Regions from separate parts of the Mus musculus genome. Here region 1 is linked to region 2. A link is a loop called in an ENCODE intact Hi-C map of the cell type or tissue named here. Cell type or tissue: left cerebral cortex. All regions are shown on one strand. Each heading gives the region's core, and the rest is flanking DNA. Links, peaks and the distances in the headings are about the cores only.

Evidence for each region. Hi-C counts contacts between places; a loop is a spot of excess contacts. Peaks named below come from ENCODE experiments on the same cell type or tissue, not always from the same donor. Only the 100,000 strongest peaks of a DNase experiment are listed, where the experiment ranks them.
Region 1: it touches region 2 in a loop (5-fold over the local background); 2 of 42 quality-filtered maps call a loop at or near these places.

Annotation. Positions count from the first base shown.
Region 1 is chr4:71,334,915-71,343,787 of GRCm38, reverse strand. No RefSeq gene overlaps it. Among named protein-coding and RNA genes, the nearest start is that of Gm42298, 43 kb to the left of the region's middle. In left cerebral cortex, for the core only: no CTCF peak of the experiment used is centred there; a DNase peak (open chromatin) is centred at 5,262.
Region 2 is chr4:70,597,220-70,606,092 of GRCm38, reverse strand. No RefSeq gene overlaps it. Among named protein-coding and RNA genes, the nearest start is that of Gm32209, 24 kb to the left of the region's middle. In left cerebral cortex, for the core only: CTCF peaks have their summits at 2,675 (motif pointing left) and 4,578 (motif pointing right); DNase peaks (open chromatin) are centred at 2,666 and 4,567.

The DNA.
Region 1 (8,873 bases), core at 470-8,469, 740 kb before region 2:
AAACAACAACAACAACAACAACAAAACCTTTACTAACCCTACATCTGATAGAAGGCTAATATCCAATATTTACAAAGAACTCAAAATGTTAGCCTTCAGAGAACCAAATAACCACATTTTTTAAAAGGGGTAGGGAGCTAAACAAAGAATTCTCAACTGAGGAGCACCGAATGGCAGAGAAGTACCTAAAGAAGTATTCAACATCCTTAGTCATCAGGGCAATGCAAAGTGTCACACCAAAGTGTGGATGTTTCAGTCCTACTTAAGAGAGAATAAAATAATCATGGGAGGTAGAGGGATGAAGGAACCTGGGAGGGAGAGGGAGGAAGAGGGAAAAATGGTGACAGGATCAGGTGTGGGAGGAGGCAAGGGAGAAGTACAGAGGGTCAGGAAATTGAACAGATGTGTGTAGCAGTCAGGGATAGGGAACTGGGGAAAGCCATTAGAAAGTCCCAGATGCCAGGAAAGCAAGAGGCTCCCAGGATCCAATGGGGATAGCATTAGCCGAAATACCCAACAGTGGGGAGAACTTGCAGAGACCACATAAACAGGTTTGGTACAGCCCGCATTTGAGGGATAGGGCCATCTACCCATCTCAAATATATAACCCAAAATTGCTCCTGTTCAAAGGAAATGCAGGGACAAAGTGTAGAGCACAGACTGAAGTAAAGGCCATTCAGAGATTGTCCCAACTAGGGATACATCCCATCTGCAGACGCAAAACTCAGACATGATTGCTTATGCCAAGAAGCACTTGCTGGCAGGAGCCTGGTATGGCTGTTCCCTGAAACTTCCTGCCAAAGCCTGACAAGTACAGATGTGGATGTTTGCAGACAACTATCGGACTGAGACTGGGGACCCCAGTGGAGGAGTTATGTGATGGACTGAAGGGGCTGAAGGGGTTTACAACCCCAGAGGAAGAACAACAATATCAACCAACTGTACCCCAGCCCTTCAGTCCCAGGGACTAAACTACCAATTAAAGACTACACACTGGGGGGAACTATGGCTCTAGTAGTTTATGTAGTAGATGATTACTTTATCTGGCATCAATGGGATTGGAGGCCCTTTGCCCTGTGGAAACCAGATGTCCCCAGGGGAATGCTAGGGAGGTGAGGTAGGAGTGGGTTTGTATGAGAGCTCCCTCGTAGAAGCAGGAGGAGGGGAGAGAGGATAGGGGGTTTATAGTGGGGGAATCTGGTAAGGTAGATAACATTTGAAATGTAAATAAATAAAATAACCAATTAAGAAATAAAAATAAGCTGGGCGTGGTGGCACACACCTTTAATCCCAGCACTCGGGAGGCAGAGGCAGACAGATTTCTGAGGGCAAGGCCAGCCTGGTCTACAAAGTGAGTTCCAGAACAGCCAGAGCTATACAGAGAAACCCTGTCTTGAAAACAAACCTAAATAAATAAATAAATAAATAAATAAATAAATAAATAAATAAATAAATAAATAAAAAATAGAGGAATGTACCTGATTGCTGTGGTGCTTGTCTCCTATCTTTACTGAGAAATGTAATAAGGATTGACAGATTGTAAATTAGGAAAAAAAATGAGGGTTAAAAGAAATATGAAAGTTTATTCTAACCGGTAGCTTAAATCCTCAGTAACATAGTCATTACAAGTTTACTGACAAGCAGCTGAAAGAGTCAGATGCAGATATTTACAGCCAACTAATGGACAGAAGCTGCTGATCCCTGTTGAATTGGGGGAAAGCTGAAAGAAGCTGAGGAGGATGGCAACCCTGTAGGAGGACCAGCAATCTCAATTAACCTGGACCCCCAAGATCTCTCAAACACTGGACCACCAACCAGGCAGCGTACAGCAGCTGATATAAGGCCCCCAACACATATACAGCAGAGGACTGCTGGTTCTGAGTTCAGTCTAAGAAGATGCACCTAACTTTCAAGAGACTGGAGACCCCAGGAAGTTTAGAAGTCAGGCTGGTTGGGAGGGTGGGGAGTGGAGACATCCCTGTGGAGATAGGGGATAGGGAGAAGGTATGGGATGTGGAACAGTTGGAGGGTGGACAGGGAGCAGGGGAGGGATAAAATATGGAATGTAAATAAAGATAAAAAAATGTTTACTGATTTCTTCAGTGTGTGTGTGTGTGTGTGTGTGTGTGTGTGTGTGTTTATGACTAGTTAATGTTAATGTTTGGTCACCTATCTAATATATTGTTAGTGTCATCTCTGAAGATTTGCTTTCATTGAAAAATTATGTATATTTAACTTGAATAACAGAAAGAATTCTATTTAATTTATTTTAACATGGTAGCTTTAAAATTACATAATATAAGAACTACTATAAACCTATAGTAACCAAGCAAGTGTGGTGATCATGAAAGAATAATTGATCAATGGAATAGAATTGAGTCCAGAACTTAAGCCATAGAAATTTAACTAAATAATTTTATATTAGTCAGGGTTATCCAAAGGAATAGAAATGGTACCATGATTAAATATTTAAGGGGGATATATTAGGGTGACTTACAATCCACTCTATAGTCCATAGTCCAACAATGACTGTCTCCTTAAGGTAAGGCCAAGTATCCAGTAATTGTTCAGACTGAAGCTAGATGTCTCAACAGTCCCATCTGATGCTGGCATTCAAGAGACCTGCTAGACTTTAGTCTATGTTGGAATTACTTAGCATTAGGATCTAATATTAGTAAAGGTCTGCCTCAATAGCAGGAAAGATGAACCTTCTCATGAGAGTGAGGGAAGCAGGAAAAAAAGCAAAAGCTTCCTTCTTGCTGGTCCTTTTATGTGGCTGTCACCACAAGTTGTAGCCCAAAGGTACTATTTAAGGTTGTAGCTTTCAATAATCCAATCAAATAAATCTTTCAGAGGTGTGCCCAACTCTGTGAGTTAAGTTTCACATCTCACATTTCACAACTACATGTATGCCCACACAGGTACAACAAGATAGGGTTTGTAGCAAAGTTCAAGGAATTCCAGGAAGCACTATGAAAGCCAGAAGCTGATTTGTATACAGACTCTTTGTCAGAAGATAGATCGTGACATCTGTTAGAGAGATGTTCTTTCAGATGCTGCTGTAGAACCAAGCCTTGGGGGCAGAGTTCAGTTAACTGTGTGTGGTCAGGACTGTGGAGGTCATAGACATGAAGTGCAGGATGGGGTGCAGACAGATGATGATTCAAGGCCGTATCATTAGTAGGAACTTAGCTAAACTGAAGCTCCTGGGACAGTCAGTAGTTCTCTGCCTATCAGTCCTGTGAAACACACTCCTGGTGGTCGGACTACAGGATAGCAGGGCCATCACCATAAGAGTGGTAGGTATCCTGCTATTTATAGGTATAGGTGAAGTTGTTGCACTCTCTCTGTAATGTTGACTGATAGGTTCTGGGTCATTGTTTTCTTGGTATAATTTTAAAATATCCATGCACTTATGTGGGTCCAACTGATTTAGATAATCGTGTATACTTATATTGTTCTGCTTTTAGGAGTAAGTTATTTGTCACTCTGGGCCTGTGAATGATACTGGGCTGATGGTGTTGCTATGTACATGACAGGGTACTAAGTCATCCTGCCTCTGAATCTGTGCTGGTAAAACGGAGTGTCCCAGGAAGTAGAGTCTGACAAATCACTACTCTGAATAAAGTAGGGCACAGCTTTGTCTAAACAATCCTGTGCTCAAGTCTGCATTACAACCTCTTCTTAATAAATTCCAACTCTGATGCACATTGCTTATCCTGAAAGTCTTTCTGTGACGAAAGCAAGAATCCCTGCTCTACACATCTTTAAAGAGAATTCTTCAGGCTGGTTTTTGAAGCAGCAGCAGCTTGGAGATTTGTCCTCTATCAAGGACCCACTGCAGCTGACATGATGAACAGTAGACAACAATCAGGGTATTTCTAAGGAGAAAAACCTGTAGAACTGATTACTATGGTGATCATCTTATATTGATATAGTGTGAGAATAAGATAAATGCTATGCCTCAGCATGAAATCCTTGCCCTGTAAAAGGAATTTTTAGTGTTCTCTTTGAAATGATAATGTTCCTGGCTGCTTATGCAAGGTCTAGTTACTTCAGGTAAGAAGAAAATACTCGGGAATTGGTGACTGCATTTTGCTAAGAGTTACATAATTCCAGATCTATACTAGAATTGCATTTATCTCTAAAGTGGTGTGATTTAGAATTCTTTCATTTAACTCACCATCATGAGCCTGTCACTACACCATTAGATTCACACTGAAAGGAATGCTACCATTCAATATGAGCATCTGAAAGTCTAAATAGGAATGTTACATGCATTGTAAATATTATAAGAACTGTACTATCAGTTATCTAGGAAATTCTCATTCATTTTCCCATTAAGCAAACAGTTCTTAACTGCCTTTGTATGTAAGAAGTTATGAAATGCTGAGCATGTTTTAAAAGAATCTCCAGACAAAGTTTTTAATAAATGATGCAAATTATCCAATGATTGCTTACTGTGCATATGCATAAATGTGTGTATGTGTACATGTGTTCATGTGTGTATGTATGTGTGAGTGTGTGTGTGTGTGTGTGTATGTGTGTATGTGAGCTTGTGTGTGTTGAAGAGTAGATGAGACTAATTATACTGTTCAGGTTGTATGGCCAAGTGTTTCAAGACACAGATTAAACACACACTTTAGAGCTACTGATTGTGTAATGAAGAAAAATTTATTTTCTATAGAGAAATTCTAGCTTGTATATCAGTGAGGAATGAGAAATTACCAGAATCAGTACATCTGGGCAACAGGCAGGGGTAACCAGAAAAACAACAACAACAACAAAACTGTTAAATATTTAAGGATGCCAGTGAGAAATTACTTGGGTAGACTTCTTGCATTACATATTGAAGTAGAAATACATGAATCCTAGAGTCCTAGCCATCACTTTATACAAAGCAGCTACAGAACTGCTATATTAAGGACATATGAAGCAATAGAGCTCCTACCCCTCTTCCCCTTATTTTCACTTTCATTTCCTAATCCTTTGGCAAGATTTACACACCCTCTTTCCCCACCAATTCCCATAGAAGCCCCAGGTAAATGTTTAACCTGGTAACACCCATATAATATTTGGGCAAAGCATAACACCTGATGACCTTTGTAGCATCCCCACTTAGGCTTCACCTACTTCCTCTAACATAATGTATGAAAAGCATACCGAGGTTTTGCTTGCAGGAAAAGTTGAATCAGATCTACAGGACTTAGCTAGAGGGAGACAAAGTTTCTTGCTATGCTCTATAAGATAAATGAAACAGAAGACATCTCCTCAGCTTCCTTTGTCGCTCATCATTTCTCGTGCTGTGAAGGTTCTTTGAATTCGTTTTAAGTACAAGAAGGAGGAGGAGGAAGAAGAAGGGGGAGGAGGAGGAGATGAGGAGGAGAAAAAGAAGAACAGATTCTGTAGACTAGAGACAGCTTTGATTCATGTCTAGCTATTAAATTCTTTATTCAAATTGTAAAATAAAAAAGAGATTGCCCAGGGATTCTAACAAAGTTGTTGATTTTAAGAAATCATAGCCAAATTTTCACCGTGATAATGTTCTGTCATTATATTTTAAAAGAATTCCTGTCTTGCTCACTTGAATATTGAAATGTTACGGTAGGTATCTAGGATTTACTCTATTATAAACAGATAAGTGTTACATGTGGAGTCAAGTTGATTTTTATAAAAAAGAAATCATCACTTTCTTCCTACTCATAAAATACGTCTGACTATCAAATGTGTGGTAGTGTCTATTTTAAGCAATTTCCCACTTCTTTTTGGATACAAACTTATAGCTATGTAATTGAAGTCAATTTTATTTATGTGGAAATAGCATTAAGTCTCATAACGTATAGGCCAATCTCACAAAACTGCTACAGAATTGTGAATCACAAATCAACCTGCCACATATGCTTTTGGGTATCACATCTCACAAAGCATAGAGAAGTAGTTTACTTATAAGGTTGCTCATTCAAATGATATAACTGAGTAACAGACAGATGTAAGACACAGGGAGAGAGTTTGAACTTTCATATCCTCTACAGGTATCCCACCTTTAAGAAATCTACCATATTATCCCCAAACTCTGTTATCCTTTGGGTTCTCATGCACATTTTATCATGTAATCATAATTAAGATACTAGCCATCACTGATTAAGTAAATATTAGTCTTCCTAATACTAGAGGAGACAATGGTTTGGGACTGTCTGGCTCTCCTACAGTCATTTGGCACTCCTGGCACCTTGTGGTTTCCTAGTGGCTTACTGAAAGTGTTACTATCCACACAAACTCAGATATGGCTGAAAGGGCTTGTTATGAATAACAAAATTTGTATCTTTCTCTACTGTCTTTTATTACTTAGAAAATTCTAAGTGGTAGAGTAGTTCAGCACTAGGAATCACAGCAACAGTCAACACAAATTCCTATAAACAAAAGTATCACAATCATGAACCGTAAACTGTTGAAAGCAATTGGTGGGCATATAAGGATATTTCATTATTTCCATTACTGTTCTCTATGCTTTAAATGTTTAATTATAAAAGTTTTAAAAATAAGTTCCCATAATCACAGGCAAAGTAAGCAAAGGGCAGAGAAGTCACTTACAATATGAGAGACTGAAACTATTTGAATTATCGTTATAAAGTGTGGATAAACAATGACAGATTAACTCAAAGCCTTGATGATAGAGCTGTGGTAAGAGATTGAGATACTTGCAGTTGAAGATGTGAAGACACAGGATAGGAGAGAATTCTAAAGTGTAAAGCTCACCATCATTATTGTCAAGATTAACAAAATGATCTGAAAAGGATGGTGGAAATTTCCTATCCCAGGTATTTCTTTTATTTTGGGCTTAAAGTAAGACACAGAAGCATATAAAATGTCCTTGAGTTTTCTGCCTTTTCACCAACTAGCAATTTCTCACTCCACCTAAATTTGTCCTAAATGTTCATTCTACTAGGGCAAATTCAGTCCACAATCTCAAGCCTTACACTTGGAGGCAGAAGGCAGGAGGTGATTGTTATTTTAAGCAGGATGTCTGTGAAACATTCACTTCTGCTCAGTGTTGCAATGAGTAGTTCCAGATTTGCTGCCATCTTGTTTCTAATGTTCTTCCAACGCCAAGCGGGGTGAGCTTTGACAATATATTCTGATTATACAGTCATAAGTACTGTGTATGTAGAATGCTATTCAGAATGACTACCTAGGCCAGGCAGCTAGGGCTCATTGTGTGACCCTGATAAAATGTCTATAGGAGTTTGGATGGGCATTTTTGTGCTACCTGATTTAGTCATGGAAGGAAAGTTGCTTTTTTTTTTTTTTTCCCAACAGAACAGGGAACTATCTTGACTGTGATTCTGAATCATAGGTCCAACTACCCCATTCCACAGAATACTAGGAAATTTTACTATTTGTGCATGAAAAGTGGTTAGAATGAAAGGTTAGGTTTTTTTTCCTGTCACAAAATAAAAAAAAAAAAAATAAGAAAGTGCTTTATGTGATTGCCAAATCAGAAAACGGTCAATCAGCAGACAGTAATAGAGATGTTTTTCATCTCCAGTATCAGCAGGATGCTAACAGGAGAGTTAAGATGAAAAGGGAAAAATACATTGATTTGTTGACAGAGGCCTAGCATCTGTCAGAGTAAAACATGGCTCTCATGCACTTAATCAATGTCAGTTCCCAAGCTCAATTGCTTTGCAACCCAGCTGAAAAGAAATCAAGGGGAACAGCTTCATAAGCAAGAAGCATGGTAAGTATGGTTTACTGAAGTGTGACTTTAAGATTGAGCATCATAGTATGATGTGTGACCCCAGCTACAAGTGCTTAGCTCTTTAAAAGAAGGCAGTGTTTACTAATTGTTTCTTTCCATTTTTGTGTTCTTGAGGTAAAAACTCCATTTTGTGCTCCATATATAAGTTTTAAGCATCCTTTGTCTATGGCTAGACATTGCCATAACACTTCTCAAAGTAGGTAAGCACACACACACACACACACACACACACACACACACACACACACACTGGGGATTACCATAAAGGCTATAGTGTAGTTTGAGTGTATCTGATTTCACAGAACAGGTAGTGACAAACTTCATTACTAACTGTAAGTACTCAGGGTGAAACAACCTAACTATACTATTCCATGCCTAGAAAGATTTATTGGTATTCTAACTCTCTTGGGAGTCAGAAAAATATCAAAACGGTGAGAAAACAACTGAATTATTTATGACAGTCAACAGGACAATTGTCTTTGAGTGATTCAGAATGTTCAAACAGACCAGGAGCTATGCCCTTGCCTAAGTTGGTTGATATATTGGGGCTGATTCAGAGAGATTCCTGAAAAACAGGAGCCTACCTTTAGGTTTCTGTTTATCTGGACAAAGTCCTTATATAGAGAGCATTGTTATCAGCACTTCCATTGTTGGGGTTGTTGTGGACTTAAAACTGATCCATTCAGGTTTCTCTCATGTAAGATTTCCTTTACTAACTGGCACCTTTACCCTTACTGAAACTCATCAAATATAGTGACTTTCAATACCTCTGTCCCCAAACAAGGAGCTGCATTATATTGCCTATGGTATGAGGTTTTGTGTCACATGAGTTTTCTAGTGACCAGTAGGGAAAACATGCTGAGGGAGTAAATGTCAGCGACAGGATGCATTGGAAACATTCTAGCTTCTTATTATCCTTCAGCTATGACAGCCTTCAGAGTTATTATTCTCCTCACATACTGTCTCTTCTAAGGTGCTCAGTGAAGAACCACAGCTGGGGTTCATAATTCCTTCAGTCTTTCACATCAACAAGACTAGTAAGTGAGGGCAACAGGAAGGTTTATAAAATACCTGGGGTAAACAAAGCCATGAAAAGGCTTCTCATTTATTTTAA
Region 2 (8,873 bases), core at 186-8,185:
ATTATGTCCTGCTATGACAGGAAATTTCTATGTGCCTCTATAAGAGAACATCTGTTTATAGAGTTTAATAGTGCATGCATGTGTGAAGCTCTATGAGTGTGTCCCTTGTCATTATTCCACTATTAAATTCATACAACCATCTTAACTATTACAACCATGAATATTGCTGTATGACTATATTCAAGTGCACTTCTATACTATAGTAAATTGTGTACACTGCTGTACTAGTGTATCAATGAATTCTTCTAAAATTATTGCATGTATATGAACCATATAAATTCATGTGCACTGCTATAGTGCAACCTACAGGTGTACTTCAGTAATTAGTAAAATCTTTATGTACTGCTTTGCCGTACTACATTCATGTCTTCATCTGTACAGTTCATCTTTCTTTATGTATATATTACTACATGACTCAGTAATATATCTGTCTGTGCTGCTATTGAATACATCCATGTACAGTATTGCAAAGGTATATTTGTCTGTAGTGTGTCAGTAAAGCAATGTGTACAAGTGCTTACATGTGCACTGCATTAATAATGTATCCATATGAACTGATTTACCAAGACACCTGGGTACAGTGCTGTATTACTATATCCATGAGCACTGATGCCAGCATTTTCATATACTATACAACTGTTTGAATATCTGTTTTGCTTTGGTTTTCACAGAGATGCATATAATAGGCAATACAATACTAGGACATCAGTGTGCAGCACTCCACTTCTGCATTCGTTCATCTATTTTTTTAAAGTATATGAAGGTGTAACTATGTTCAACTCTGTTGCTTTAGCAGCAGTCATGATCACTCTTATCACAGTACATTAACACATACTGTAGTAGTTAGCACACTGATGTTTGCTTTTGTACCAGTACATTCAAGTGCATGGCTGCAGTAGTGTATCTGTGTGTGCTCTTGCTTCTGTCCTTTAACAGTGCATGCATGTACACTTTTGTAATGGTACATCTATATGAATAGATGTCATAGTACATCAACTGTGCTGTGGTTAGAGTACATCCATGCACACTGATGTTCACAGATCCCCATATGTATTGCTGTACTTGTATGTAAATATGGAAACCTGTACTAGCTCATCAATTTGCATATCTGTACTCCTGCATTAATAATTTCACGTCTACATCACAATAATATACTCATGGGCATGGCTTTCAAGTAATTCTATGATCTCTGCTATTTTAATACTTCTCTGTATTGTATTCTAGAATACAACCATTCTTCCTGTGCTTTATATCCATAAGCACTGTGTACTTCCAATTCAGTTGCAACTACTCTGAATCTACTCTGCACCTGCAGGTGTTCACTGCTTTTCCAGTTCAGCAGTATGCACTGCCACTCAAGAACACCTTTATTTTAAATGCACATTAGTTTACAAATCAGTTGTGGCACATCCTTTTTTTTTCAAAGATGCCATTTTGTATTGCTTTAATAATAGACCCATGGTCTATTAATACAAATACATGCCTTGGTGTCTTAGTATATTCTTGGGTGCTCCTGTCTAGTACTTCCATGCATGCTAATGCAGTACATCCATGAGTAGCATTACCTCTGAGTGTTTCTATAATATCTGTATATAGCTACATGTGCTGCTTTGCAAGAACATAAATGATTACTCCTGTAATACAGAATTCAATGTGTGTTCTATTACTTCTTTCCCAAGTGTGCTGCTTTTCAAGTATACTCATGTGCCCTGCTGTTCATGGACATCCCTGTATTCTAATGTACTGGTAAATGCATACACATGTTGATTAGGACATCCATGTGAACTGCTCTACTTCTGTAAGAGCACATTTAGGTCTGTGTGCGGGGCAGGAATAGTATGTTCAGTTGAGCTTCTTTACTAGTAAATCTATGTTCACCACAGTTCCAATTGACCTCTATGTGTGGTACAGTTGTAGCACATCTGAATTTGCTGTAGTATGTGTAGATCCATGTTCACTGTCCTACTAGAACATTTCAGTACACTGATCTTCTAAAACAAAAGTGTGCACTAATCTTCTAGTAGTTGGGCCAGGCTTGGTGGGGTACACCTTTAATCCCAGCACTTAAAGGGCAGAGACATGGAGATCTCTGAGTTCACGACTATCCTTGGCTATTGAGGAAGTTCCAGGACAGCCAGGGCCTGGGATGGAGATGGTGATGCTCCCCCAAGACTAGAGAGGCAGAAGCAGGTAAATATCTATGAGCTCAAGACCAATCTATTCTACATAGTAAGTTCCAGGCCAGTATAGACAAACCACATCTTAAACAAAGAAAACTAAACTAAAAACAATTAACAACAAAAATAAATAAATAAGTCACCTTGGGCCAATGAGGTGAGATGGCTTATAGGGTCAAAATGCTTGTCAGTGAGCCTGACAACGTAAGTAACACCCCTGGGCCATTAGAAGAAGAGAAAGGTCATCTTAGTTTATTCTCTGACATTCACATACACACTGTAGAACACCCTTTCTCACCATGTACACATAAACTTTATTTATTTGTTTGTTTGTTGTTTGTTTATTTGATTGATTGATTGATTGATTGATTGATTGATTGATTGATTGATTGATTGATTGAGGGATTTCACAGAAATGTGTTGATCACAACCTTGTTTCATGAGTACAGAAATGTTCCAAGTCAACTGGTGAAAAACTAAAGGTGGTGTTTGGGCGACCTCTTCTGGCAAATGGGTCTTCATGCATTTTTTCCTGAGCATTAACCTGCAAGATAGCCCCTACTGCTTCCACTTGACTCTCTCCTGCCATTTAAACAGAGAAGAAAATTATTTGGGTTCAGAACCGTAGCAACATCTAAATGGAACCCTCAGTTACAGTAGTGTTTCATTTTTTTAAGTGGATGATGTAACCTTGTGAATCATTTTCTTAGGCTTTCTACATTTCATAAATATTACATATACACTTCTGCATGGGAAATACCAGCAGTACACTTCAGGTGAAGTTAAAGAGGCTACAGAAAGACAGAAATGTAATAGAAGGATTGTGATTAAGAGAGCAGGGTGGGAGCATGGATGGGGATTGAGGCTGGAAGATTATCAAAGTATTTAAGATAGGCACTGAATGTGAATTTGGTTCCCAAGACCCATACAAAGGCTAACAACCACCTAGCTAAGTTCCATTTCCAGGATATGCAATGCCCTCTTCTGGTCTCTACCCACACCTGGCATGTATGTGGTGCACCCACGTATACAAATAGGGAAAACACACATAGACATAAAAGTAAGATAAAACTAGGTGGAGAAAGAACATATGTGCACACAGATGAGATACAGGTACAAGTCCTTTTAACCAAGGTGCAAAAAGCTTTCCCTAGGCAGAAAAGCAAGAATTACTCATTACTCAACTAAAGCCACATTATGTCAGAATTATATAACCAATCAGAATTACTTGCATCCTGATAACAGAGAAATGCCCTCATTTACACAGCAGGAATTGCTTGTTGGGAAATGCTAGGCAAAGCTGTTCACCCCAACCTACAAGAGGATTCTTCCTATAAGTCTAATTGTGGAATCTTAAACTTTGATATGTATTTTTAGCTTAATGTGCAAAGATGAGCTCCTAATTTTAGTCAATGGCATTATACTACTGCCTATAAATATAAGTCGTCCCAGAAAGTAGAATAGTAGAAGTTTATAAACCAGGAGATTCTATAAGATATTTCATAAGGAAAAATAGTACCTATGTAAAATAATTCTGGAGCAGGTATAAACATTTATGTGTCTAAGCCAAATACATGATAGTTTTCTAACACACTCATTTCTCCTGACATCACTATAAATTTTATTAGTGTGGCTTACAAAATATCACATGTAAAGTTCAATTGTGGGCTTTACACTTTGATACTGTTTTATTCACTTATGTTTTTGTCTACACTGCACTGGTTGCAAGGTTGTTTAATTCATATTGGCATTGAAGTTTGATCTTACACTCTACACAGAAATAACACAACTAATATTGCAGTGACAAGCTCATCTTGGGTGTACCTTTACTAAGAAACATATGTTGGTAGACAAGGGCTTGGCTTTGTTTTTGTTTTTTCTGTTTGTGTTTAGCCTAGAACTACTAATGTAGACAAGGCTAAACTACTACCAGAAATTGGCTAGCCCCTGCCCTCCTTCTGGAGAACTAGAAGTAGTACTGGAACTACCATGCCAGATAGTTTCTTTTTGACATTCCACAATCACAAATGATGCAGTTCCTATTACACATTTATTCATGTAATTCAGGAGAATGACTGAATTCTGCCATGACATCTGACATGGTTTGTAAAGTGAAACTTTTAGCTAGGTATAAAGACACTGGCCTTAATTGTCTAATGACATTCATGCCCTGGGGTTCCCTAGACATGCCTTCGTCTAAAAGACTTTGGGATTTTTGTCAGGCAGAGGGGTTGGTGTGGCTCCCATAGGAGAGCATGTGTGAGTTTCCTTCAGTAGTGTTGGGTTTCTGTTTGAGAGAGGAAATGTGTACAGGAAGGTGACTCGGGTCTGTCCCCATTCTCAGCTTTGGAACAAAGTAAGGCAATACTGCTCATGTGCAATGAATTCTTAGTTCCACAAGGTGGCAACCTGCATCTGACACACACATCCTCATAGCCTCAGGACAAGAATAGCCGTTTGCTAGAAGCAGTCAAAGCAGAAATAGTACCATTCATTTCCTCCACTTGTTTAGTGGGACTACCATGACGAGATAAGTGAGGATAATATTTATATAGAGCACAAAGCCGTGGTCAGAGTGGAAGAAGGTAATACTTTAAGCCATTTCATGAAATCCTAATATATCACATTGTATATTGTATTAAAAGCATTAAATAATATCTCCTAATACAGAGGCATAAAAATAGAAAAGAAAGAGGCAAATCACTTTTATGTGCAGATGGTAAAACATTTCTGAAAACTTCAAGGCCATCAATGAAAGAGCCACTGTTGGTCAGGGAAGCAGGTGGACTAACCCAAGATCTTTACCTCTTTCTCTTTGAAGAGATGCAATTGAAGTCTCATCCCCAACTCTGCAGCATACCACCTGTGGTAGCTTCCCTTTGCCCCCTGACCCCTCTCCAGCCACCTTCCCCTACTAACCTCATTCATCCACCTTGTTGCTTTATCACAGCTCCCAACTACAGCAGGCACTCCCTGAAAATCCACAGGCCACCCTGGCAAGGGAAGCAAAAAGGCTAACTCCAGATTTCTACCGTTCCCTCCACTCATCCAGCCCAACACCCAGTATCATCTCTATGCCTGCTGCAAGCTCCTGTAACCACCAGTGATTCTCACAGATCTTTATCCCAAATTTCCTCCCTTCCACTCATTTCTCTTCCCAAGCCACGAATACCAGCAGCTATTCCCTGGCCACTCCAACCAGGGAAGCAAGTAGACTAATTGCAGCTCTTCACTCTTTTCTCTAATTCTCCAAATTCAAACCCCCAGCTTCACCCCCACCTGAGAAGCTTACTTTCTGCAGTGGTCTGTTCTCACTCTCTACCCTTATCCCAGGGACTTAACTAAGCAGATTGTAGTGGAATACCCCAACTTCTCCTTTCTTGTGAAACCTGCCTATGTCCTTCCCCGGTGCTCCCACAGTTCTAAGTGTCAAAATTCACTCCACCTGGACGACTCACTGGCAACACCCTTTAAAACACCAGAATTTCTTAAATGGCAACACACAGCCAACACACTCTCCTAAGAACCAGAGAGGAAACAGAAACCAAAAAAATAAACACTCAGGTGGTAACATTTGAAATGAAAATAAAGAAAATATCTAAAATAAAGAAACAAACAAACAAACACTCACCCCACAAAGACAAGGCAAGATATCAGTATCTAGAATCAAAGTTTCCCAATATCAGATGCCTACACACCAGCATAAAACCAAAATCAATAACAGCCAGAGCAATATGTCTCCTTTAGAGCCCAGCAATCCTACCATAAAAGGCAGTGAATAGAAAGGCAGTGTTGATGCTACTATGTATTCAAATACTAAATTCTATCAGATTTAGGATTGGTAAAGATCTTTTCCCAATCTGATGGTTAGGTTACATTTTTGTCTTATTGTCCTTTGCCTTACAGAAGCTTTTCAATTTTATGAGGTCCCATTTGTCAATTCTTGATCTTACAGCATAAACCATTGGTATTCTATTCAGGAATTTTTCCCCTGTGCCCATATGTTCTAGGCTCTTCCCCCACTTCCTCCTCTATAAATTTCAGTGTCTCTGGTTTTATGTGGAGGTCCTTGATCCACTTGGACTTGAGCTTTGTACAAGGACATAAGAATGGATCAATTTGCATTCTTTTACATACTAATCAAAGGCTAATATCAATATATAAAAAAGACTCAAGAAGATAGACTCCACAAAACCAAATAACCCTATTTAAAAATGGCATACAGAGCTAAACAAAGAATTCTCAACTGAGGAATACGGAATGACTGAGAAGCACTTAAAAAAATGTTCAACATCTTTAGTCATCAGGGAAATGCAAATCAAAACAACCCTGAGATTCCACTTCACACCAGTCAGAATGGCTAGGATCAAAAACTCAGGTGACAGCAGATGCTGGCAAGGATGTGGAGAAAGAGGAACACTCCTCCATTGCTGTGGGGATTGCAAGCTGGTACAACCACTCTGAAAATCAGTTTGGCGGTTCCTCAGAAAATTGTGCATAGTACTATCAGAGGATCTAGCAATACCACTCCTGGGCATATACCCAGAAGATACCCCAGCATGTAATAAAGACACATGCTCCACTCTGTTCATAGCTGCCTTATTTATAATAGCCAGAAGCTGGAAAAAACCCAGATGTCCCTCAACAGAGAAATGGATACAGAAAATGTGGTACATTTATACAATGGAGTACTACTCCGCTATTAAAAACAATGAATTTATGAAATTCTTAGGCAAATGGATGGATCTGGAGGATATCATTCTGAGTGAGGTAATCCAATGTCAAAAGAACACACATGATACACACTCACTGATAAGTGGATATTAGCCCAGAAAGTCAGAATACCCAAGCTACAGTTGGCAAAACACATGAAACTCAAGAAGAAGGAAAACCAAAGTGTAGATATTTCAGTCCTTCTTAGAAAGTTGAACAAAATACCCATGGAAGGAGTTACAGAGACAACATATGGATCAGAGACTGAAGGAATGACCATCCAGAGACTGCCCCACCTGGGGTCCATCTCATATACAACCACCAAACCCAGACACTATTGTGGATGCCAACAAGAGCTTGCTGACAGAAACCTGATATAGCTGTCTTCTGAGAGTCTCTGCCAGTGCCTGACAAATAATACAGAAGTGGATGTTCACAGCCAACCATTGGACAGAGCACAGGGTCCCTAATGAAGGAGCTAGAGAAAGTACCCAAGGAGCTGAAAGGGTTTGTAGCTCCATAGGAGGAACAACTATATAACCAGTACCCCTGAGAGCTCCCTGGGGCTAAACCACCAACTAAAGAAAACACATGGTGGGATTCATCGTTCTAGCTGCATATGTAGCAGAGGATGGCCTAGTTGCTCATCAATGGGAAGAGAGGCTCTTGGTCCTGTGAAGGTTCTATGCCCCCGTATGGTGAAATGTCAGGGCCAGGAAGTAGGAATGGGTGGGTTAGTGAGCAGGGGGGTCGGGTGGGGGGGGGGGAGGGTAGGGAGTTTTCAGAGGTAAAACCAGGAAAGAGAAAAACATATGAAATGTAAATAAAGAAAATATCTAAGAAAAAAAGAAAAGCTACTTATTAAAACATTTATATCAGAAACATTTGGAAAACTGTTCTTCCACACCATCTGCAGAAATAGCTTTATTCATGTTCTCTGGGTTTTTTTTTATTGTCTATTATGAAAATATTTTTGTAGCTAAGAGCAAGTGGTTAAATGATATTTTCTTCATTGAGAAATTGCATTTATATCAAAACTTCATATTATCTGTATGAGCAGGAAACGCCTTGAATTATTACTTATTCACAGTGTTAGTATTGCTGTGTGCTAGTATAAGCTCTTTTGATTTCTTATGATAAAAAATACTTTGAAATTTGAAAAAAACAAACAAACAAACAAACAAACAAAAAGAAATACTAAATTCTATACCCCAAGATCTTGTTGCCCCAAGATGAGCATGAGAGAATTCTCAAGAATACCATCTTTTGTTGTACAAACCTTGCTTCCAATTACTGTAGGCAGGTTTTCACTTACCTGGCTAGGAGTCACAGGTACGGACTTTGAAGAGAGTGAAGGAGGAGAATGAAGAAGAAAGAAAAGGAGAGAAGAGGAGATCTCCATCTTCCTGAGAAATTTGAACCCCGAGGACAGGCTGGTGGAGCAGAAATAACCCAGGAAGACACAAATATTTGTATTTGGGGAATACAGTTGGTCAAGTAGCTAGCCTAGCATTAGAAAATCAGGTTAGTGTAACCTCAGTAACTGCCAGAACCATATAAATAAATCAAGGTCTTAGTCTCATTCATTTGAAGGCCATGGTTAAATGGAGATAGAAAAAAATTCTGCTAGTTTACATTTGGTGCATCTTACTTGGGATTCAAAACTCAATCTAACCCAAGACAATATCAGGTAGAGACACAGCACTTCCCAAAACACACAGCTGCTGGGACAGACTAGGTGATACTTTGAAGTTACTTCAGAATGGAAAATAGATGCTGTTGGACAGTCCCAACAGTGCTGAGAGCTGAATGTTTCTAAAGGGTCAAACCCCTGGCTAGAGAAAACTAACTAGGGGACTACCTTCCCACTCAAGGTGCTGCTGCATTCCCCAAGCAAACCTAGCTGGAAAAAGCAGCTGAACCAGTACACTTCCTAGGGGAGGGCACAGCTTGAGCCATCTGGTCTTCTCCTGGTAGCTATTG